Linked DNA regions of Homo sapiens: regions 1 and 2 are each linked to region 3. The links are chromatin loops, found by intact Hi-C in ENCODE. Cell type or tissue: dorsolateral prefrontal cortex. All regions are shown on one strand.

Evidence for each region. A loop is a pair of places that touch in the nucleus more often than their neighbours do. Peaks named below come from ENCODE experiments on the same cell type or tissue, not always from the same donor. Only the 100,000 strongest peaks of a DNase experiment are listed, where the experiment ranks them.
Region 1: it touches region 3 in a loop (4-fold over the local background); 63 of 110 quality-filtered maps call a loop at or near these places.
Region 2: it touches region 3 in a loop (3-fold over the local background); 6 of 110 quality-filtered maps call a loop at or near these places.

Annotation. Positions count from the first base shown.
Region 1 is chr2:65,183,300-65,191,299 of GRCh38, forward strand. LOC124907779 (a long non-coding RNA gene) reads right to left here. Exons shown (of 2, transcript XR_007086461.1): 2 at 6,291-6,512. Among named protein-coding and RNA genes, the nearest start is that of ACTR2, 41 kb to the right of the region's middle. In dorsolateral prefrontal cortex, a CTCF peak has its summit at 4,132 (motif pointing left); a DNase peak (open chromatin) is centred at 4,142.
Region 2 is chr2:65,139,566-65,147,565 of GRCh38, forward strand. No RefSeq gene overlaps it. Among named protein-coding and RNA genes, the nearest start is that of RAB1A, 13 kb to the left of the region's middle. In dorsolateral prefrontal cortex, CTCF peaks have their summits at 3,137 and 3,337; a DNase peak (open chromatin) is centred at 3,176; H3K27ac peaks cover 442 bases.
Region 3 is chr2:64,913,016-64,921,015 of GRCh38, forward strand. All of the region lies in intron 1 of LINC02245 (long intergenic non-protein coding RNA 2245), which reads right to left. Among named protein-coding and RNA genes, the nearest start is that of LINC02245, 15 kb to the right of the region's middle. RefSeq lists enhancers at 2,477-2,556, 3,470-3,659, 4,030-4,079, 5,090-5,169. In dorsolateral prefrontal cortex, CTCF peaks have their summits at 4,801 (motif pointing right) and 5,002; a DNase peak (open chromatin) is centred at 4,826; H3K4me3 peaks cover 816 bases; H3K27ac peaks cover 579 bases.

The DNA.
Region 1 (8,000 bases), 270 kb after region 3:
CAGTAACAATTAACACATTTAACAACTAGATTGTAGTTTCTAAATAAAGTTGCTTACTAACAGGAACCAAACTTCTTGGAGAAATGGCTAACTGCAAGTCTGAAATAGGAAACATGCAAGATGAACTCTGGACCATCTTATTCTACTAGAAAGCAAGGAAGCCATCAGGGTCCTGTCAACATGACTTAGAGAAATTTGAAGACATTCTCACTAGTCAGAGTTGGGACATTTTAAGCATCAATAAGAATAATAGCTGTAATTAATGAAAACACATTAAATAGGTGTAAATATTCCATGGAATACTATGCAGCCATAAAAAATGATGAGTTCATGTCCTTTGTAGGGACATGGATGAAACTGGAAATCATCATTCTCAGTAAACTATCGCAGGAACAAAAAACCAAACACCGCATATTCTCACTCATAGGTGGGAATTGAACAATGAGAACGCCTGGACACAGGAAGGGGAACATCACACTCTGGGGACTGTTGTGGGGCGGGGGGAGGGGAGAGGGATAGCATTAGGAGATATACCTAATGCTACATGACGAGTTAATGGGTGCAGCACACCAGCATGGCACATGTATACATATGTAACTAGCCTGCACATTGTGCACATTACCCTAAAACTTAAAGTATAAAAAAAAAAGGTGTAAATATTAAGTCCAAAATTCTACTTTAAAAATCTCATTGGTCATTTTTGGAGAATGCTAGAAAACCAACTCATTATTTTGAAAATTAAATAAAAGGAAGGAATCAAACACTTCTGAAAAGTCGACTATGGGTATGAGAGAAAACTTTGTAGTTTTTTAAATGAAAACTGGAAGGCTGGACCTCATTACTTTGCATCCTTGAACATTAATTAGGATACAGACCATTCTGTCCTATGCTGTTAATAGTTTATTGAATTCTATAAAGTACTAGAATAGGGAAGAATGCTTTTATTGTACTTTTAACAGATTTTTCCTGCAGATTCATCACCTCAGGTAGCCATGCAATAACTGTTAATAGATTATAACAAAGATAGAGAAAGAGGCCTCATTGTAAATAAACAAAGCATTTTAGTCTGTTCTAACAGATTGCAACCTATTAATCATTTGTGTTAGCTTTCCAGGGAAACCTCCATTTAAATATGGATTTATCTGCTTCACAAGTTTCATTAAGGGTCATTATTCTTATATATTTATATTAATAATTGCAGGAGAGAAAAATATTACAGCATTTTTTTTTTTTTTTAGATGGAGTTTTGCTGTTGTTGCCCAGGCTGGAGTGCAATGGTGCCATCTTGGCTCACTGCCACCTCTGCCTCCCGGGTTCAAGTGATTCTCTTGCCTCAGCCTCTCGAGTAGCTGGGATTACAGGCATGCGCCACCACACCCAGCTAATCTTGTATTTTTATTTTTTATTATTTTTATTTATTTACTTAATTTTTTTTTTTTTGAGATGGAGTTTTGCTGTTGTTGCCCAGGCTGGAGTGCAATAGTGCGATCTCGGCTCACCGCAACCTCCGCCTCCCAGGTTCAAGCTATTCTCCTGCCTCAGCCTCCTGAGTAGCTGGGATTACAGGCATGCATCACTACGCCCGGCTAATTTTGTATTTTTAGTAGAGATGGGGTTTCTCCATGTTGGTCAGGCTGGTCTCGAACTCCTGACCTCAGGTGATCCGCCTGCCTCGGCCTCCCAAAGTACTGGGATTACAGGCATGAGCCACCGCACCTGGCTAATTTTGTATTTTTAGTAGAAACGAGGTTTCTCCATGTTGGTCAGGTTGGTCTTGAACACGGGACCTCAGGTGATCCGCCCACCTTGGGCTCCCAAAGTGCTGGGATTACAGGCATGAGCCACCACTCCTAGCAATATACTCTTTATAACCTCACTACAACCACCTCAGATAGGCATTATTATTCACACTTTAAGCATGGAGAAACTGAAGCTCAGGGAAGTTAGGTAACTTGTGCCAGGTCACACAGCAAGTTAAGTACTGGAGCTGGGTTTGGAAACTGAACATTATGTCTCTAGGGCTGAACACTTACCTATTAAGCTATTATCTCAACTGCAAGTTTGATCATAAGACAGAATATTTACTTACTAATTAAGATGTACAAATGGGTAGGTTAGAGATTTTGGCTTTAGTCCTTACTCTGATATTTTAGCCAACTTTCTTCGTGACTCATTTTTTTTTTAACCTGTCAAATGGGAAAATAGCACTTACCTATTGTATGCAACCTATTTTTACCTATCTTTATTATTATGATAATAGATGTTAAAGTACTTTGAAAAGACAAATACTATACAAATGTAAAGTGCTACTACGATTATTTTTCTAAATAACAGAGGGCACTACACCTGTCTTCTGTCTTGGTGGGGTCAAGGTCTAGATTGACATTCTAATTCAACAAACATTTCCTTCTTTCTTTCTTTCTTTCTTCTTTTTTTTTTTTTTTTTTTTTTTTTTTTTTGAGACAGGGTCTCAGTCTGTCACCCAGGCTGGCTGGAATGCAGTGGCGCAATCTCAGCTCACTGCAGCCTCAACAGCCCAGGCTCCAGAGATCTTCCCACCTCAGCTTCCTGAGTAGCTGGGGGTTACAGTAGCTTCCCGAGTAGCACCCGGATAATTTTTTTTTTTTTTGAGACGGAGTCTCGCTCTGGAGGCTCTGTCGCCCTGGCTGGAGTGCAGTGGCATGATCTCTGCTCACTGCAACCTCCACCTCCTAGGTTTAAGCGATTCTCCCTTCTCAGCCTCCTGAGGAGCTGGGACTACAGACGAGTGCCACCACGCCCGGCTAATTTTTGTATTTTTAGTAGAGATGGGGTTTCACCATGTTGGCCAGGCTGGTCTCAAACTCCTGACCCTGTGATCCACCCGCCTCGGCCTCCCACGTGCTGGAATTACAGGCGTGAGCCGCCGCGCCTGGCCGCACCCGGCTAATTTTTTCAATTATTTGTAGAGGCGGTGTTTCGCCATGTTGCTCAGGCTGGTCTCAAACTCCTGGGGTCAAGCTACCTGCCCGCCTCAGCCTCCCAAAGTGCTGGGATTATAGGCGTGAGCCCCCACGCCTGGCCAACAAACACTTAAGTGTCTTCTATGAACCTAGCAAGTGCTTGGCACTGCTTCTGTTGAGTGCACAGCCCCAAGCGGAAGACAAACATTAAATACGCAATTATACAAATATGATAAAGTTTTATATTGTGTCTTGAAGGAAATAAACCCCTTGTTAGGAAAGAGAATGAGAGAGTGGACTTGGAGGAAATGACTTTTTCTCCACTGGGAGAGGGAAGAGTGGAAAACATGGAGAGGGGAGTGCTGTGCATGAGTCATGGTGGGAGAGATACCAGCCCAAGGTTGGGTCACTCAGGGCCTTGGGGGCTCTGTATTGGGCTTTGTACTTTATCCCAAGTGCAACAGAAAATCCTTTTTTTTTTTTTAACTTTTTTTTTTTTCTACTCTTGTTGCCCAAGCGGCAGTGCTGCAGTGGCGCAATCTCGGCTCACTGCAACGTCTGCCTCCTGGGTTCAAGCGATTCCCCTGTCTCCCAAGTAGCTGGGATTGCAGGCGCCCACCACCGCACCCAGCTAATTTTTGTATTTTTAGCAGAGACGGGGTTCACCATGTTGGCCAGGCTGGTCTGGAACCCCTGACCTCAAATGATCCGCCCACCTCGGCCTCCCAAAGTGCTGGGATTACAGACGTGAGCCACCGCGCCCGGCCAGAAAATCCTAAGGGGTTAGGAGCTGAGGCCTAGAATGGTCAAAGAGTTGGAGGTGTTTGCAAAAGTGATTTCATTGATGACCCGTGATGTCTGGGTTGAAAAGGGGAGAGTGAAGAGAGGAGGGGACTGCAGGATGGAGAGAAAGCAGCAGGGCTTGGACTGAAGAGCTTGCTAAGCTGAAAGGACTGTTGCTGCGGGGGTTACTTGAGAGCACGGAAGGAGAGGAGAGCGTGTTTGAATGAGTGAGGAAGGCTGTGAAGTTTCTGGTCCATGTTGTGATCACGGGAGTGGGTGGTGGTAACAGAGCAGAAGGAAGTGTAGCTGGGAATGTGAAGTGAGAAAGCTAAAAGGCCAGAATGGCTTGACAGAACCAGAGAGCAAGTTCCAATTCACGGGAGGCTCAAGCGCCTGGGTTTTGTACAGGGCTGACCCCTGCTGGTAAATTCTGGTAGAAGCCCAGGAAGCCACGCTGCTCGCTTAGGAGAACCTGAGAAGTGTGGTAACAGCGGTCACAGGCAGCAAAGGAAGAGGGCTGTTTTTCCTTAGACATAACATTTTCATTTTTGAAATGTCTCTGCCAGTTTTAGGCTTAGAATGTCCTCACAACTAAAGCATTCTTTGTAAATAATCCCCAACTCATGTTATCAAATGATGAAAATGCAATGTATGAATAATAGGGAGAAAAATTTCTCCGTGAATTGTCTTTTCACTTTCTTAGTAAACATATATGTAATAAAATGCACACATCTCAACTGTAGAGCTAGATGAAACTGTAGAAATGTATAAGCCCATTACGTAACAAATGTAATCATCACCCAGATTAAGTTAGAGCATATTCCAGTAGATCTCCCCAAAACCTCCCTCTTGTCCACTCACTACTTACCCTACTATCTTGACTTCTAACAGCATAGATTAGTTTTGCCTGTTGTTGAAAGTCATATAAATGGAATCAAACTGTATGCATTCTTTTGTATTTTGTTTCTTTTCTTTTTCTTTTTTTTTTTTTTTTTTTTTTTTGAGATGGAGTCTCGCTCTGTCGCCCAGGCTGGAGTGCAGTGGCGCAATCTCAGCTGACTACAACCTGCACCTCCCGGGTTCAAGTGATTCTCCTGCCTCAGCCTCCCAAGTAGCTGGGATTACAGGCGCATGCCACCATGCCCAGCTAATTTTTTGTATTTTTAGTAGAGATGGGGTTTCACCGTGTTAGCCAGGATGGTCCTGATCTCCTGACCTTGTGATCCGCCCGCCTCAGCCTCCCAAAGTGCTGGGATTACAGGCGTGAGCCACTATGCCCTGCCTGTATTTTGTTTCTTTGACTTAACATATGCCTGTGAAATTTACCCACATTGTGGTAGTAGTTCATTCTTTTTTAAAAAATTGCATTAAAAAATATGCTACCATTATTTATCCATTCTTTTTTTTTTTTTTTTTTGAGACGAGGTCTTGCTGTGTCACCCAGGCTGGAGGGCAGTGGTGGGATCTCAGCTCACTGCAACCTCCACCTACCAGCCTCAAGCAATCCTCCCACCTAAGCCTCCCAAGTAGTAGCTGAGACTACAAGTGTGCACCATCACAACTGGCTAATTTTTGTGGGTTTTTTTGGCTAGAGATGGGGTTTTGCCATGTTGCCCAGGCTGGTCTTAAACTTCTGGGCTCAAGCAATTCTCCCAGCTCAGCCTCCCAAAGTGCTAGGGTTACAGATGTGAGCCACTGTGCCAGGCCCACTATTTATCCATTTCTATTACTGATTAAAATTTGGATTGTTTCCAGATTATGACTATTATGCTCCTATGGCCATCCATCCATATGTCTTCTGTTAATTGTATGTGTGTGTATATGTATATATGTATTGTGTATGTATATGTATACACACATACATATGTGTACAGATATGTATGTCTATATACACACATACACACACATGCACACATATACACACACACATATGTTTGGTTAGTTGCCAGGTCACTTTAAGTAGGCAACAGAAAGGACCTCAAGAGAACTCCTTGGAGAATCTGACTTGAGGTCCTTAGAGTTTGTGTAGTACAGAGATGAGTTCTGAAAACATTCTCCAGGCCAAAGTGGCCAGAGGTGGCAGAGTAGAGAGGGCTGTGTTAGATGTGGACTACACGCCCTCTGAGGACAGGGCAAAGTACGGGTGGTTCTTATGGACCAAATGTGGATCCTGGGTCCCTCTTGGATCCTTCCCTAGAAAGACCATGGGATCCCAAAAGAGAGGTGGCCTGAAAGATGACAGGGAGCGGTCAAAATGGCAGTCAGATGAGAGGCATTACCAGGAATCTCTGAGGGACTCAAGGAGGGGAAGCCCTGGGATCTCCATCCCCTAGGGGGTACCTTCATGGGGTACCTGTCAGTAAGATCTTTCTGTCCCTTCCTGTCCCAGAAGAGGAGCTGGAGACAACATAGTGAGGGCCGGGGAAGAGGAGGACAGCCACAGTGGGAAAAGAGGACCAGAAGCTATCCATGACTTCTCCCCGACTGTCGGCTTCCCAGCCTGAAGCAGCTCAGAGCTGGGAGACTGACAGAAGCTCCAAATCAGGTAAGGATGTGGAGTTGTGATTAAGACACTAATCTAACTATTTAATTACTAAAATATCCCTGATAAAATCTTCTGCCCCAAAACTTGCTTCCCCTGCTGAATTCCTCACTTCACCTAATTGCAACTCCATCCCTCCAGTTGCTCAGGTCCGCAGCCATCAAGTGATCCTTCTGTTTTCATTCACATCCCATATTCCATGCATGAGAAAATCCTGCCGTCTCTACTTCAGTATGCTTCATGTTCTGAAATGGGAGAGTGGTCGAGTAAGTTTTTGGTGTTTACTGTATTTTGGATGTCCTGAATTATTCATTGTTGGCCAACATTCAGGAACTAAGCATTAGTACAGCTTGTAGATTTTCTGATTTCCTTATTTATTTATTTATTGAGACAGGAATCTTATTCTGTCACCTAGGCTGCAGTGCAGTGGCATGATCTCAGCTCACTGCAGCTTCAACCTCCTGAGCTCAAGCAATCCTCCTGCCTCAGCCTCCCCAGTAGCCGGGACTACAGGCATGGGCCATCAATGCCTGGTTAATTTTTTGAGGAGATGGGGTTTTGCCGTGTTTGCCCAGGCTGGTGTTGAACTCCTGGACTCAAGTGATCTGCCCACCTCAGCCTCCCAAAGTGTTGGGATTGAGCCACAGGAGTGAGGCACTGTACCCGTCCTCATTTTCTTTAATCTATTGGTTTACTTAAGTTTTTTCCCTTGAATTTGAAAATATTTCCCGATGTTCGTAGGTTTTCTAAGTTTACAAAGAAATGCTCTGTCCCTCTGTAGTACACACATGTGCCACTAAAGGCTAAATCTTCAAAATAAAGAGCCAAACCCAAGGAGGTAACTAATAACTCACTGAAGTGAAGTGATTATGGTTGCTACTAATTCACATCCCACATAATTCAATACAAAGAAATTGTTGGGATTGCATGCATGTGGGCTTCTGGATGGTGACCTGTGCATCTGTTCCTCTTGCCTGCTCAAACATCTTTCTTCCTAGAAGAAGACAGGGTCTAGACATCAGTAAGTTGGCAAAATGGGCCATTCCAACACTTGCTTCCCACAGAAACATCAATTTGAACAACTGTCCATGCATGAAAATACCTTCACAAGCACTAAGGATACCAGGTGAGAGATTACAGCACCCGAATGTAGTGCAGAAATAAGAAAAGACTCCTGTAATCCCAGCACTTTGGGAGGCAGAGGCAGGTGGATCACGAGGTCAGGAGATCGAGACCATCCTGGCTAACATGGTGAAACCCCATCTCTACTAAAAATACAAAAAATTAGCTGGGCATGGTGGTGGGCACCTGTAGTCCCAGCTACTCAGGAGGCTGAGGCAGAAGGATGGCGTGAACCTGGGAGGCAGAGGTTGCAGTGAACCAAGATGGCGCCACTGCACTCCAGCCTGGGCGACAGAGTGAGACTCTGTCTCAAAAAAAAAAAAAAAAGAAAAAAGAAAAAGAAATAAGAAAAGACATATTGAGGAGGGTAGGAAGGACAGTTTTGCATGATCCACATCACCCCTGCCTCAACCTCAGTCAGCATAGTGTGGCCAGGTATACCCTCCACTTAGGGGAAGGAGAGGGAAATAAGCAACAAACTTTGTCTCAGACCTCAACACTTGGGTTGGGTTGTTGGGTGACAGAGTGAGAATTGTCTCTACAAAGTAATAAAAAATTAGTCAAGTGTGGTGGCATGTGCCTGTAGTCCTAGCTACTCTGCAGGCTGAGGC
Region 2 (8,000 bases), 230 kb after region 3:
ATGCCTATAATCCCAGCTACTTGGGAAGGCTGAGGCAGGAGGATCACTTGAACCTGTGAGGTGGAGGTTGCAGTGAGCCGAGATCGTGCACTCCAGCCTGGGCAACTAGAGCAAAACTCTGTCTAAAAAAAAAGAAGCCATGAGATGCATATGGCTATTTAATGTGTTTAAAATTAAGTTAAATTTCAATTATTCAGCTCCTCAGTTGTGCTATCCATATTTCAAGTGCTCAACAGCTACATGTGGCTAGTGGCTACCATATTAGTGCAGATAGAGACTATTTCCATCACTGCAGAAAGTTCCATTGGATAGCAATTAGTATACAATTAGTTATAATTTTACATGTGTATGTTTTCTACGTGTGTATGTTTTATTTTTCCAGCTAGACTATAAGCTCCTTGAGTGCAGGAAGCTTTCTTTACCCTTCTGTACTCTTTCCCACCAGCATTTAGCACAGTACTTTACACCTAATAGATGTTGGACATACTCGTTGATGTGCTCCTCAGGAAAAACTGTCATTTTTTTTTTTTTCTTTTTGAGATGGATTTTCACTCTTGTTGCCCAGGCTGGAGTGCAATGGTATGATCTTGGCTCACTACAACCTCCACCTCCTGGGATCAAGCGATTCTCCTGCCTCAGCCTCCCGAGTAGCTGGGATTACAGGTGTGCGCCATCATGCCTGGCTAATTTTTGTACTATTAGTAGAGACAGGGTTTCACCATATTGGCCAGGCTGGTCTTGAACTCCTGTCCTCAGGTGATCCACTTGCCTCGGCCTCCCAAAGTGCTGGGATTACAGGCATGAGCCACCGAGCCTGGCCAGAACTGTCATATTAATAAGCTTTAGGATGACATAAATCTCTTTACTTTTTCCTCAGCCAAAAATAAATCAGCCCATCTTCCAGGAAGAGGAGTAATATATTGATGCCTAACAGATCAGAAATTTCAGGCAGGGCGTGGTGGCTCACGCCTATAATCCCAGAACTTTGGGAGGCCAAGGTGGGGGAATCACCTGAGGCCAGGAGTTTGAGACTAGCATGGCCAATGTGGTGAAACCCTGTCTCCACTAAAAATACAGAAAATTATTGGGGCATGGTGGCAGACGCCTGTAATCCGAGCTACTTGGGAGGCTGAGGCAGGAGAATTGCTTGAACACGGGAGGCAAAGGTTGCAGTGAGCTTAGATTGTGCCACTGCACTCCAGACTGGGAGACAGAGCGAGATTCCATCCCCCCAAAAAAAAAAAAATTCTGTCCATCCAGGCATGGCAAGTGTGAAGAAAGGGCAAAAGAAGGGTTCTACTGTAGATACCAGAGTCCAGACCTTCGATCTTCTGAAAGGAACATCTACCTGAACACCTAGTTCCCTGACTCCCAGCTCCCATGGTGAAATATTCCTTATGAGGCCAGAGTACTGCCAAGGCCACCATCGTGTGGCCTTCAGCAATAGGTAGAGCAGGCCACAACTGTGTTGGATAAAGTCAAATTGAAATTTTCTAAATAGGGCTCGGAACCATTCCAGATACCCTGGGCTCAGGGTGACACAAGGCTCAGTTAGTCAACCTGGATGACCTGTTTCAGAGCACACCTCCAACCTTACCCAGCTCTCACCCACCTACTGATCTTAGTCAATCAGGATAGCTTTAGGACTTAGTTCCTGGAACCTAAGAAATCCACCAGCAAGCCGGGCGTGGTGGCTCACTCCTGTAATCCTAGCACTTTGGGAGGCCAAGTCAGACGGATCACTTGGGGTCAGGAGTTTGAGACCAGCCTGGCCAACATGGGGAAACCCCATCTTTACTGAAAATACACAAATTAGCCAGGCATGGTGGCATGTGCCTGTACTCCTAGCTACTCAGGAGGCTGAGGCAGGAGAATTGCTTGAACCCAGGAGGCAGAGGTTGCAGTGAGCCAAGAACATGCCACTGCGTTCCAGACTGGGTGACAGAGTGAGACTCTGTCTCAAAAAAAGAAAAAAAGAAATTCACCAGCAAACAAGAGCTGAGCCACACCTGATTATATTCAGTTCATTGTTTTCTAACTTAACATCTATTGTTGTCTCATTGTTATAAGTGTTATATTTGTACCCTTGAGGGCAGGGCCCTCATTACCATCACTGTCCTACACATTCTTTGAGATGATTAAATGAAGCTGATGTTTGTGGAAGTGCCTTCCATAGAGGATGCCTCAAAAATGTAAACTCCCTCTGCTTTTGTCTCCTTTCCCAAAATCTAGACCTGAAGCATGCCTCCTTTCTCTATTTCTTCAAGTCTTGCTCTTTCTAAAGATGCAGTTTAAAGTCCACTTTCTGGCCGGGCGTGGTGGCTCACCTCTGTATCCCAGCACTTTGGGAGGCCAAGGCGGGTGGCAAGACTAGCCTGGCCAACACGGTGAAACCCCGTCTCTACTAAAAATACAAAAATTAGCCAAGTAAGGCGGCGAGCGCCTGTAATCCAGCTACTCAGGAGGCTGAAGCAGGAAAATCGCTTGAACCCAGGAGGTGGAGGTTGCAGTGAGCAAAGATAGCGCCATTGCACTCCACCTGGGCAACAAGAGCGAAACTCCATCTCAAAAATAAATAAATAAAAATACAAAAATACAAAAATTAGTGAGGCATGCATGTGCCTGTAGTCCCAGTTACTTGGGAGGCTGAGACAGGAGAATCACTTGAACCCAAGAGATGGAGGTTGCAGTGAGCCGAGATCGTGCCACTGCACTCCAGCCTGGGCGACAGAGCCAGACTGTCCATCTCACACACACAAAAAAAATCAGTATATCACTGGGCACCATAATATGTGTCTGTGGTTCCACTTACTTGAGAGGCTAAGGTAGGAAGATTGCTTGAGCCCGGGAGTTTGGGGGATGTCGTGTGCCACTGCATTACAGCATGTGTAACATAGCAAGACCCCATCTCTAAAAAATAAAAAAATTATATATCTCAAAGCACTTTACACAGTGTCTAAGATGTTTTAAGCACTGAGGAAATGTTTAGTATGTGAAGTTTCTAGATAAACTCAATAAAAAAGCAAGTCACAATCCTCTGGTCACTTGTATTCTAATATGTATGTAACAATGAGAGGCTTGTATCAACCAAACCATTGTTTGATAAATCTCAATAATGGCTCTCTTATGAAAGATTGCTGCTGCTGTGGCACCACCTATGGGTGTGGTACCATAGCCTTCCTCACTGGTTACTCAATGTGGGCTGACACTCTTCTGTCAGCCAAGCTATAACAACATGCTATGTGCCCCAAAGGAACCCATCTTTGCTCCCTTGTCATTGACAACCCTGTGGAGAACTTCTATTTCATCTAATGGTGATACCACATAACTAGGCTGGGCAAATCAGAATCCTGAACGAGCAGATAAGCAGCTACATGACAATATGAGTTCACATCAGAGCTCCATGTGAAATGTTATATACTGAGCGATTTCTCTGGAATTGGGTTAGAATGGAAGGGTGAGAAAGTGCAGTTATCTTTTCCTACTCACTTTGCCACAAGAGGGTCAGCCAGGAAGTCTTATCAGTAAGAGTTGCCTTTGCATACTCCATGAAATCCATTCTGTGTTGATCTTTCAACTATTCATTGATCCACTCATTCACTCAATTATGTATTAATTACCTATTCTGTTGTGATATGGAGATATACCAGTGATCAAAACTCACCAAGTCTAGACCCTCATGGATAATGTAAATTCTCACGAGAGGCTGGGCGTGGTGGCTCACGCCTGTAATCCTAGCACTTTGGGAGGCTGAGGTGGGTGGATCACTTGAGGTCAGGAGTTCAAGTCCAGCCTGGCCAATATGGTGAAATATTATTTCTACTAAAATACAAAAATTACCTAGGTGTGGTGGCATGCACCTATAATCCCAGCTACTTGGGAGGCTGAGGCAGAAGAATCACTTGAACCCAGGAAGCAGAGGTTGTAGTGAGCCAAAATCGCGCCATTGCACTCCAGCCTGAGCAACAGGCTGAGACTCTGTCTCGAAAAAAAAAAAAATTTCATGAGAGAGATCTATTGATCAATTACTGTATTTCCTCAAATCTGAGGCACCATTGATTGCCACAATGGGTTTCATAACAGCTTTTCAGGAAAGAAAAAAAAGTGCTACCACATTAAATATACACATTGATTAGATGTTAGTATCAAAAATGTCTTCCCCAAAATATCACCAAAGCAACGTCACTAAGACAAAATTTAGTTTATTGCTTATTCTGGTAAGGCAGAGCACTTTCTAGACAGTCTTTGTTTGTAGCATCTCAGAGGAGAGTAAGGGCAAGATTGGGCTATTTATTGAGCTGTAAAAATTTGGTTTAAGGAGAATCTTTTAATGAGGGAAAAGGGAAGTCTTGGCTGGCCCTGGATAAGAGTCATGATACAACAATTTAGGATTGGTAGGCACAGCAGTTTGAGGCAAGGGGTTCAAAGAATCTTGGGATACAATTTGTCATTTGATGCCTTATTTTAAAGAATTGACGGGTCTTTCTGGAAGTCCTGAAATCAATAATAAAATTATTTTCAACTTTTTTTTTGAGACAGAGTCTCACTCTGTTGTTGCCCAGGCTGGAGTGCAATGGTGCAATCCTGGCTCACTGCAACCTCCGCCTGCTGTGTTCAAGTGATTCTCCTGCTTCAGCCTCCCGAGTAGCTGGGATTACAGGCGCCTGCCACCACACCCAGCTAAGTTTTTTGTATTTTTAATAGAGACGGGGTTTCACCAGGCTACCCAGGCTGGTCTCGAACCCCTGACCTCAGGTGATCCACCCGCCTCAGCCTCCCAAAGTGCTGGGATTACAGGTGTGAGCCACCATGCCCAGGCTATTTTCAACTTTTATCTTCATTGGTAAGCATCTCCTGGAATAGTAAAATTATGTTGAGGATGGCAGTATAATAGTAAGCCATGTTAATGTTTAAGGTAAGCTATGTCATGAACATGTCAAAAATATGCACCTTAGGCGAAATAAAGTAATTACACAATTAAGGATATGTAGTTACAGTTATGAAATATGCTGTGGAGAAATATAGGGTGCAATAGGAACATATAACTGGGGCACCTTACCAATTCTACAGAGGTCAGAAAAAGCATCTTTGAGAAACTCATCTTTGAACTAATGCAAAATGTTGAGTTTGGCTTGAGGAAGTGGAGAGGTGGATGTGGCAGGCTGAGATAACATGTGCAAAGGTCCTGTGGCAGGAAGGAACATGATGTATTTAAGTACTTGCAAAATCAGTGAGGCTGGAGCACAAGAAGTGAGAGGGTAGAGGCACACTATGAAGGCTGATGGAGGGGGTGGAGAGCATTCTGCTGTAGAGGCCAAGGGAAACTTCCCCTTTGCCCTCTGAAGAGTTGCTGAAAAAATCAACTCACTCGCCAGGCACGGTGGCTCACACCTGTAATCCCAGTACTTTGGGAGGCTGAGGCAGGCGGATCATGAGGTAAGGAGATTGAGACCATCCTGGCTAACATGGTGAAACCCTGTCTCTACTAAAAATACAAAAATTAGCCAGGCATGGTGGCATGTGCCTGTAATACCAGCTACTCAAGTAGAATCGCTTGAACCCAGGAGGCAGAGGTTGCAGTGAGCTGAGATCGTGCCACTGCACTCGTCTGGGCAACAGAGAGTGAGACTCTGTCAAAAAACAAACAAACAAACAAAAGAAAACCCTAAATTTAAATTAAAAAAACAAAACAGGTGCGAATTCCTTATTACATTCTTTATTATTAAAATAAAATCTAGGGCCAGGCACGGTGGCTCACGTCTGGAATCCCAGCACTTTGGGAGGCCAAGTTGGGCACATCATGAGGTCAAGACATCAAGACCATCCTGGCCAACATGGTTAAACCCGTCTCTACTAAAAATGCAAAAATTAGCTGGGTGTGGTGGTGCGCACCTGTAGTCCCAGCTACTCGGGGGGCTGAGGCAAGAGAATCACTTGAACCCGGGAGGCAGAAGTTGCAGTGAGCCAAGATTGCACCACTGCACTCCAGCCTGGCGACAGGGTGAGACTCTGTCTCAAAAAAAAAAAAAAAAAAAAAAAGGAAAATCTATTCTATTTCTATGGCTTGTTTATTTATTTATTTATTTATTTATTTATTTACTTTTGGAGTGCAGTGGCACAATTTCGGCTCACTACAACCTCCGTCTCCCAGGTTCGAGTGATTCTCCTGCCTCAGCCTCCCAAGTAGCTAGAGTTACAGTCGCACGCCACCACATCTGGCTAATTTTTTTTGTATTTTTAGTAGGGACAGGGTTTCACCATGTTGGCCAGGCTGTTCTTGAACTCCTGACCTCAGGTGATCCACCCGCCTCGGCCTCCCAAAATGTTGGGATTAAAGGCGTGAGTCACTGCACCCAGCCAATGGTTTATTTTGCATTGCTGCATCAAAAAAAAAAAGTTGGCTCAAGGTAAATATATTTTAAATGGTTTTGTTAGAAGAAATTAGGACAGGCTTGCCTTTTGTAAAACTCCATCTCAAGTCTTAAATGTAGCGTAAGACAGATTGTCCCAAGTCTTAGGAGGCAAGCTACTTTTCCTATCTGGTAATTTTTATTAATTTTAATTGATCCTCCAGTTAAGGTGGGAGGGAAAGGAGAGAAGTCTACATAGTTAATGTAGTGCATGGGTTGTCAAAACTGATGAGCATATAAATTCACTGCTCTTGAGACATCTGGCATCTGGCTAACATTGAGCCACGTGCACCTGTTTCCCAAGACAGAACTCCACGGACAATGCATCTAGTCAGGCTGGCAAGAACAGGAATGAGTTTCACATAAGAACATGCATTTGGGGCTTAATGAGGCACACAGGATTATTATTTATAACACAATCAACATATGCAATTTATGAAGTGATTAAATCTTGTCCCAGAAGAGCTCACATGGATCCAAGCCATGACGACCCAATTATTTAGGGTTTTTTTTCTTTTCTGTTATAATTTACTCTCCTGTGACCAAAAAGGGATTTGAATAACTCTGAGATAAAATTCAAGGCCATAATGGCCTTTGTTTTCCCTCAAATTAAATCGCCGCAAAAAATAAAAACTCAGCTTAAAAAAAAACAACTTAAAAATAACCTCTCCCTAAGTCCCCAGATGGGACCATACAGATTTTGGTCTTTGGGTTGTCATCTTTAGTATTTTCCAATCCTTCCTTTCCTCAGGACCTCACATTTTATAATTGTTATGCTTCTGAAAGTATTTTCAATAACTGCACGAGATCCTTCCAAACCCTTTGAGGTGGGCAACGTAGTTATTATATCTACTTTTAGTGGTGATAATGAAGATACTGGACTTGGGCACCCCACCAGTCTAAATGAGACATGAACTAGTTAGAAGTGATGGCAGCAGTGAACCCTTCATAAAGCCAGAGCAGATCCCGCAGTGAAAACCGGCCCTGGCCATTTGTGAGAGGAGGAAATGGATGGTCGGGAAAGCTATGCCTGCGGTCACATGGTCAATATTTTCTACTTCAAGGTAGTAGGACTGTCAGGCTGCCTGACTTCCAATCTGAAACCCCTCCACCCATTATACTTTCCACCACACTTAATTTTTTCTTTTTTTTTGAGATGGAGTCTCACTCTATCACCCAGGCTGGAGTGCAGTGGTGTGGTCTTGGTTCACTGCAATCTCCGCCTCCTGGGTTGAAGTGATTCTCCCACCTCAGCCTCCCAAGTAGCTGGGATTATTACCAGCGCCCACCAACACACCCGGCTAATTTTTGTATTTTTAGTAGAGACGGGGTTTCAACCATGTTGGCCAGGCTGGTCTTGAACTCCTGACTTCGGGTGATCTGCCTGCCCCAGACTCCCAAAGTGCTGGGATTACAGGTTTGAGCCACTGTGTTCAGCCCCTACCACTTTAAAATGAACGATAGAACTCCAAAATGAGTAGTGCGGATGGTATATGTGTCCCTCTTATCACTACACCAGAAAGAAAGGGAGGAAAAAAATAAGGAAGGAAGAAAGAAGAAGGGAATGAAGTAAAGAAGGAAGGGAGGGAG
Region 3 (8,000 bases):
CTGTCCTCCATGTCCTCCTTACTCAGGGAGCCTAGCGGATGGAGTGGCGCCGTCTGGAACCGGGACAGCAGTAGTGGCAGGAAGAAGGAAAATGTGGCAAATTGCAAATTGGTTGGTGAGCCTGCCACTGGGAAGTGACCTGTGTCACTTCCACTCGCTTTTCTTTGGCCTCCAACACTGATTCAGAAGGCGGGGAAGTACGATTTCACCATGCTTCCAGGGGGGCAGAATAAGAATATGCAGTGGCCAGCCTCAATGATTGCTGCAATAATTTTCATCTTTTTTTTTCTTTATCCTTTCATTCTTACAAAACTTGCACATGGTAACCAATAGCTCCATTCTAGGGTGAAGGAAAGAGCCTGAGTCTCTGCTGTGGCTGGGGACAGGAAATGCACCCACCTGCCAAGCTGCTGGTGACACCTGGTGGCAGCCAGGAAGCCCCAGACTCCTGAGGGAGGAGCAGTGTCCCTATTCTCCGGCCCCCAGGTGAGAGTTCCCAGCACTGGCTGGCCTGCTGGGCTGAGCAGGTATCTGGGGATGAGGACTTAGGAGTATGAAGGCCAAGGGCTCCCTGGGAGGGAAGAGAAGGTTTCTCCAGAGATGTTCACAGGGCGTGGGATCTCTAGGTAGTAAAAGGAATGCAACCTGGCTTCTTGCTCCCAGAAGGTGAAGCCAGACGTATTGTGATGTGTGGCAATCTAAATGACAAAATACTTTGTGGACACGGTTGGGAAGTACAGATAATGACATTACATCATGTCCATTACATAAACGAAGTGAAAAAAAGGTAGATACAAAAATAAGACTACAAATGACAGTTTGAAAAGAATGTTGTGTGTGTGTGTGTGTGTGTGTGTGTGTGTGTGTGTGTAGCAGGTATGAATAAGTCCACAAACTATATGGGCAAGACATATTTGATTCCTTTATTTCCTTTTAATCAACTTAGTCCTGCCTCTGAGCTCTCATTCATCCTGATAAAAATTTGTCCCCAGTTATTTTTAGGGTTTCCCACTGCCATGGTTGTGCTGGGGTCTCTCGTCCATAGCTGCAAAACACTGGCATTCTCCTGTGATTTTTGAGTCCATGGATACAGCCTTCTTCCACTCCACACAGTCCGTGGAAGCCCCCCATCTGGCTGGGGTACACGAATCAATCTTGGTGGGCCCGGAGACTCGATTCCTCAGAGGCACCCTCTGCAGCGTCACCCCGGAAGTCTTGCCACACCACCCACCCCCCATTCTCACCTCTCCTTTCTGCCTTCTTCCTTCTCTCCCACCTGCCCCTCAGAACACATACTCTTGAATGAGTTTAAGTTTTTCAAGAGGAAGAAGTACATCAGCCTTGCTGAAATAATCGAATAAGGGGATACCAGCAACATGGAAACCAGAAACCAGCCTGGACAACCTGGTGAAACCCCGTCTCTACTAAAAAAAAAAAAAAAATTTCAAAAATTAGCCGGGTGTGGTGATGCGTGCTCATAGTCCCAGCTACTCAGGAGGCTGAAGCACGAAAATTGCTTAAACCCGGGAGGCGGAGGTTGCAGTGAGCCGAGATCACACCACTGCACTCCAGCCTGGGCGACAGAGCAAGTCTTTGTCTCAAAGTAATAATAATAATAATAAACATTGAATGTACCTCTTCCTCAGGGAAAGGAGGTTAAATAAAGCTGGATTTCCATCTGAAAAGGGAGATAGAGGGGAAATATGGACAATAACATATGAAGTAAGAGTCAGAAAAAAATCTGTACATGTAAATAGATGTATATGGAATCACCTCATAATGTCACGGTGATTGTTTATGGAGAGTGAGGTTGCAGGTGAGTTTTATTTTCGACCCCACCTCTGGTACTCATGACCTTTGTGTGGCCCTCTCCCACTCTGTAACAGGGCGAGTTTGGGTGACCTATAGAATACAGCAGAAGTGAAGGTTCGTCACTCCCCACTGAGGCTATATAAAGGGCTGTAGTTTCCATCTTGGACACTGTCTCTCTTGCTCTTTCTCTCACATCATTTATTCTTAAGGGAAATTTTGTCCTGAGAAGCACTATAGAGGGGCCCAGCCATGGCCTCCTGCCAACAGCCACATGAGTGAGCTTAGAACCAGACCCTAGCAGGCCACTGATGCAATCCATCTGTAGTCCCAGCTAGTTGGGAGGCTGAGGCTAGAGAATTACTTGAGCCCAGGAGTTCAAGGCAGCAGTGAGCTATGATCACAACGCTGAAAAAGCAGCAGATCCTGCAACCTGCCAAGGCTTCACATGAGAATAGCCCTGACAACATCTGGACTGCAACCTCTTGAGACTCCCTGAGTCAGAACTACCCAGCATATTTCAGACGAGACCATAAAAGAGGAAGAAAAGAACCACCTGGCTGAGCTGCTCTCAGTGATAGTGAGATAACAGATGTTTGATATTTTAAGCTGCTGGGTTTTGGAGATAACCTGTTACACAACAACAAATAACTAACACAGTATTTTCCCCGCAATTTTCAAGTTCTATATAATGTACATATATTGCCTTACAACCAGAAAAAAAATGTTTTCAAAGATCAAGTAAATCCTTCATTCCAGTGTGATACAGAACAACCTGTTCAGTTGTCTGTCTGAGTACCATCACTGCTTTGCACACCTGTACCCACTGAAGTCCATGTGGTAAGACACCAGCTACACACCAGGGAGGCCTGAACAGGGGTTGGTCTTAATTTGGTTTTGCCAGAGAACTTCGTGTTGCAAAACATCCCATAAAAAGGGATGATTCTTTTCGTGTGATGCAGGTCTTGCAAATGTAGCCAAAAATCAGTTAATTCCCTCAGGAAATTGGATAACATTTAAACCTGGTTAACTGCCTCAAACGTTGTATAAAGTAATAAATAGCATTTGACTATTACCAACAGCTACATTTTGTTTATAGAGGATTTTCTTTCTTTTATTTTTTTTTATTATTATTTTTTTTTAGAGACAAGGTCTCCTTCTGTCGCCCAAGCTGGAGTGCAGTGGTGCAATCACGGCTCATTGCAGCCTCAACCTCCCAGGCTCAAATGATCCTCCCAGCTCAGCTTTTTGGGCACCTGGAACTACAGGCACATGTCACCACACCCAGCTTGGATTTCCCAAAATTGGAAATGTACATTTTTCTTTTGAAGGTCAGTGGGCCTAGAACAAAATGTGGCATGGTAGGGAGAATGCTGTCCTTGAACCTGAAGCCTTCCCTCTGCCAGGAACAGCTCTGTGGCTCTGCAACAAGTCACTTTGCCTCTCTGGCCAGTTTCCTTATATGTAAAACAGCAGTGTTGAATATACTATCTCTAATGACTCCAAAAATTTGTTACCCTATATAGTCTTGCTTTAACCTACCATGGTATTTTGGCTCTTGAATGACAAGCCTGAGCCCCCACTCATGATGGATGTTGCACTATCCAGTATGGAGGCCACTATGTGCATGTGGCTAAATTCAAATTAATTTAAATGAACTAAAATTAAAATGTATTTCTCTGTTGCAGTAGCCATGTTTCAGGTGCTCCATAGCACCTGCAGCCAGTGGCGATGTATGACACAGCGCAGAGTTAGAGCACTTCCACCATCACAGAAAGTTCTACTGGACAGCTGCTCTAGGGCCTCACCTCTCCAAGTGTGGTCCACGAACCAGCAGCACCACATTACCTAGGAGCCCTTAGAAATGTAGACTGGGCTCAGACTGGGCACAGTGGCTCACGCCTGTAATCCCAGCACTTTGGGAGGCCAAGGCAGGCTGATCACCTGAGGTCAGGACTTCAAGACCAGCTTGGTCAACATGGTGAAACCCCGTCTTTACTAAAAATACAAAAATTAGCCAGGCGTGGTGGCAGGTGCCTGTAGTCTCAGCTACTCGGAAGGCTGAGGCAAGAGAATCGCTTGAATTCAGGAGGCGGAGGTTGCAGTGAGCTGAGACTGTGCCATTGCACTCCAGCCAGGGCAATAAGAGTGAAACTCCGTCTCAAAAAAAAAAAAGAAAAGAAAGAAAGAAAAGAAAAGAAACGTAGACTCTTGGGCCCTACCCCAGATCAGCCGAATCAGAATCTGGATTTTAACAAGATTCCCCAGTGCCTCCTGCAGGTGTGAGTTTGAGAAGCCCTGCTATAGGGAATGTTCTCTGCTGAGCAGGTGACTGGAAGGACAGAGTGGTGGTTAGATGTGTGTCCTCGGCCGGATGCAGTGGCTCATGCCTGCAATCCCAGCACTTTGGGAGGCCGAGGCTGGAGGATCACTCGAGCCCAGGAGTTAGAGACCAGCCTGGGCAACATAGGGAGACCTTGTCTTTACAAAAACATAAACAAAATTAGCCGGGCATGGTAGTGCATGCCTGTGGTCCCAGCTACTTGGGAGGCTGAGGCAGGAGGATCACTTGAGCCTGGAAGGTCAAGGATGCAGTGAGCCAAGATCGTGCCACTGCACTCCAGCCTGGGCAACAGAGTGAGACCTTGTCTCAAAAAAAAAAAAAAAAAAAAATTGTGGCCTCTGTGACCACACTCAGCGGATGTGTAGCCTGGCTACTTCTTGGCTGTGTGAACTTAGGCAAATTTCTTAACCCTTCTGGGCTCCAGTTTCCTTATTCAGAAAATAGTATCCATCTCATGGGAAACTCTGAGGCCATAACAATATAAGACAATTATCACAGTGCCTCCCTAACACACAGTAAGTGCTCTTTAAATGACAGTTTTGTTATTTTGGGGTTCTGCAAGGTTTCAGGTTTCTGACAACCCCAGGCCTTGAGATCCAATGCAGACAACAGGCCAAGAGCGGCTCTTCTCCTTTCTGCCACAGGGTGGCGCTGTGTCACAACGTCCTTTCCTCTCCCGCAGACTTGGAGCTGGCTCCCCGGCAGGAAACCAGAATTTGAGATTTCCGCTGTCTCTGTTTCCGATTACTAAGCACGACCGGGCAGCCTGGACACCGATCCAAGCATTCATCTGGCAGATAATAGGAAAACAGTCCTCAGCTTTGTATCCAGTTGGAATGCAAAAGTAAGGGTCGAACCAAGAGTTCAATAAGGGCTGTGTGAAAGTGGTCGTGGAAGCCGGAGACTCCTGATGGAGGGCTGGGGGCAGGGAAGTTTCGGATTTTCTGTATCAGCTGTGCAACGACTTGTGTTCCTTGAACCACATGTTCAAACTACAGCCCTTTGCTGGCCAAGTATATGGGTGTGTGTGTGGGCGGGGAGTCGGGGTGGGGAGCCTGTGGGAGGTGTGGGTGTGAGAAGGAGAGACAGAGAGAGGATTTTTAATGTTTTGAAACAGGGTCTTGCTCTGTTCTCAGGCTGGAGTGCAGTGGTGCAATCACAGCTCACTGCAGCCTCGACCTCCCTGGCTCAAGCAATCCTCCCGTCTCAGCCTCCTGAGTAACAGGGGCCACAGGCATGTGCCACCATGCTCGGCTAATTTTTTATTTTTGGTAGAGATGGGAGTCTCCCTATGTTGCCCAGGCTGGTCTCAAACTCCTGGGCTCAAGGGATCCTCCCATGTCAGTCTCCCAAAGTGCTGGGATTACAGGTATGACCCGCCGTTTCTGGCTGGGATTTTTTAAGGAGTCGATTTCTAAAGTTTCTCAAACTTGAGCCTACCTCACAGTCACCTGGGGAGGCTTGATTGCTTGGCCATAGTCTCAGAATTTTCAATTCAGTGGGAGGTCTGGCCTGAATAATTTGCATTCCAAACAAGCTCCCAGGTGATGCTGACGCTTCTGATCCAGGGACCGCCCTTCACTACCCTAAACTGAAAAGCTCACCTGGACCAAATTAGATACTCCTAGTTCAAGAGAAGGACATCACTCCAGAGGAAGTTCCTTTAACACCCCACCCATGGTGACACCCTCAGCACTCTTAGGAACCTCTTAAGTCCCCCTTGGGCCATGTCAGGGGACTTGTCAGCCTGAAACCCCATGTGGACAGGAAAAGTGGCTACAGGGCCAGGAGCTAGGGTTATTCCCAAGTTAAGGTCCCCACTTCCCTCCAGACTCTTAATTCATAACTCTTGCTGTGTCCTGAGAAGGGTGATTAAGACCCTCAAAACCCTGCTTAGTCCCACTTGTGGCACCAAACCTGCGGAGAGCACTCTTTTTGCCTGATGCCACCAGTCCAAAGCAGAGTCACTTCCCCCTAGAAATAGGAAACAGCAGAGGTCTGGATGATTCTGATGGGGGTGTTGGACATTTCAGAGGGAGGGTGGACAACTCAGATGGGACCCCCACTGGTTGATACAGGCTGATTGGAACAGTCATGACCAGAGAGAGTGTCCTAAGAACAAGCCTGTGTCCTCCTCTGAGTTCCTCAGGCACTAGGGCCTCTGCATGTATGGCACTGATCATATACTGCCTGGCCATGAGTCGTGAGCTTTGCTATTCTTTTAAAAAGAGTATGTGGCCCAATCAGGATGTGCCAGGCTCAGCACCAAGCTTGAATGGGAGCCCACATCCTCACAATGGGGAAAACACGCAGATGTCAAAGCACATCTCACATATGTGTAGTGGGCCTATGTATGCAGCTGCCAGGCTCTGAGCCTTCTTTGAGTTCCCCTAAAACCTAGTTTCCCAAGCAGTGCAGTGAGGCCCACTGGTGGGCCATGAGATGAGTAAGGGAGGCCAGAAGCTAATGTTTTAAGTCTAAATAGTTTTAAGGAATAGCTATCTTTATAAGGTTGAGATAAAGATAAAATAAATTTGGTAAAAGTAAGGTGAGTTGATTTAGAGAACAATAATAGGCTATAGGATAAGTGCTTATCTGAAGTTTGGGAAACACTGGCCAACAGAATTCACACATGCAAAAGTGTGGGTGAGTAACGGAGACTTCACTGGAGACTTCATGGTAGCAATTGAGGAGGGGTCTTTATGTAGCACAGCCCACATCCCACACAGCCATAGGACCCCACAGGACTCATTTTCATTCTTCCCAAGTCCATTCATGGCCACACAGTCACGGGATCTTTTTGTGTTTTTGTTTTGAGACAGGTTCTCGCTCTGTCGCCCAGGCTGGAGTGTAGTGATGCTATCTTGGCTCACTGCAACCTCGACCTCCCTGGTCTCGGGTGATCCTCCCACCTCAGCCTCCCAAGTAGCTGAGAACACAGGCATGCACCACCATGCCTGGCTAATTTTTTGTACAAACGGGGTTTTGCCATGTTGCCCAGGCTGGTCTCAAACTCTTGAGCTCAAGCCATCCGCCCCCCCTCAGCCTCCCAAAGTGCTGGGATTACAGATGTGAACCACTGTGCCCAGTCCACTGGGTCTTTCTTTTTTTTTTTTTTTTTTTTTGAGACAGAGTCTTGCTCTGTTGCCCAGGCTGGAGTGCAGTGGCGTGATCTCGGCTCACTGCAACCTCCGCCTCCCGGGTTCAAGCGATTCTCCTGCCTCAGCCTCCCAAGCAGCTGAGACTACAGGCACGTGCCACTACGACCAATAATTTTTTGTATTTTTAGTAGAGACGGGGTTTCACCGTGTTAGCCAGGATGGTCTTGATCTCCAGACCTTCTGATCCGCCTGCCTCGGCCTCCCAAAGTGCTGGGATTACAGGCGTGAGCCACCGCGCCCGGCCTGGGTCTTTTTATTGTCTGTGTTTCTGCCACTTGGGTGCAGATTCCTGGCTCCATACAGGGGCCACACCCTACATCACCACCTTCAGTTCTTTCCCTTTATTATGAAGAAGATTCAGCTGTCTCCCAAATTCCACCCCAAACTCTGAAACTGGGGAAAGTTTATATAGTTTATATTGTAAAGGTCAATGAATACCAGTAAAGCCATTTTAAAAAAAATGCTTTATTAATGAAGATAGTAATGCAGAATGGTGCAACTACTTTGAAAACAGTTATGCAGTTTCTTAAATGATAAACATACACGCACTGATAACCCAGCCATTCCACTCCTAGGTATTTACTGTATTCACCCAAGGTAATATATGGCCATAGAAAGACTTGTACAATAATGTTCATAACAGCTTAATTAGTAATGGCTAAAAACTGAAAACAACCCAAATGTCC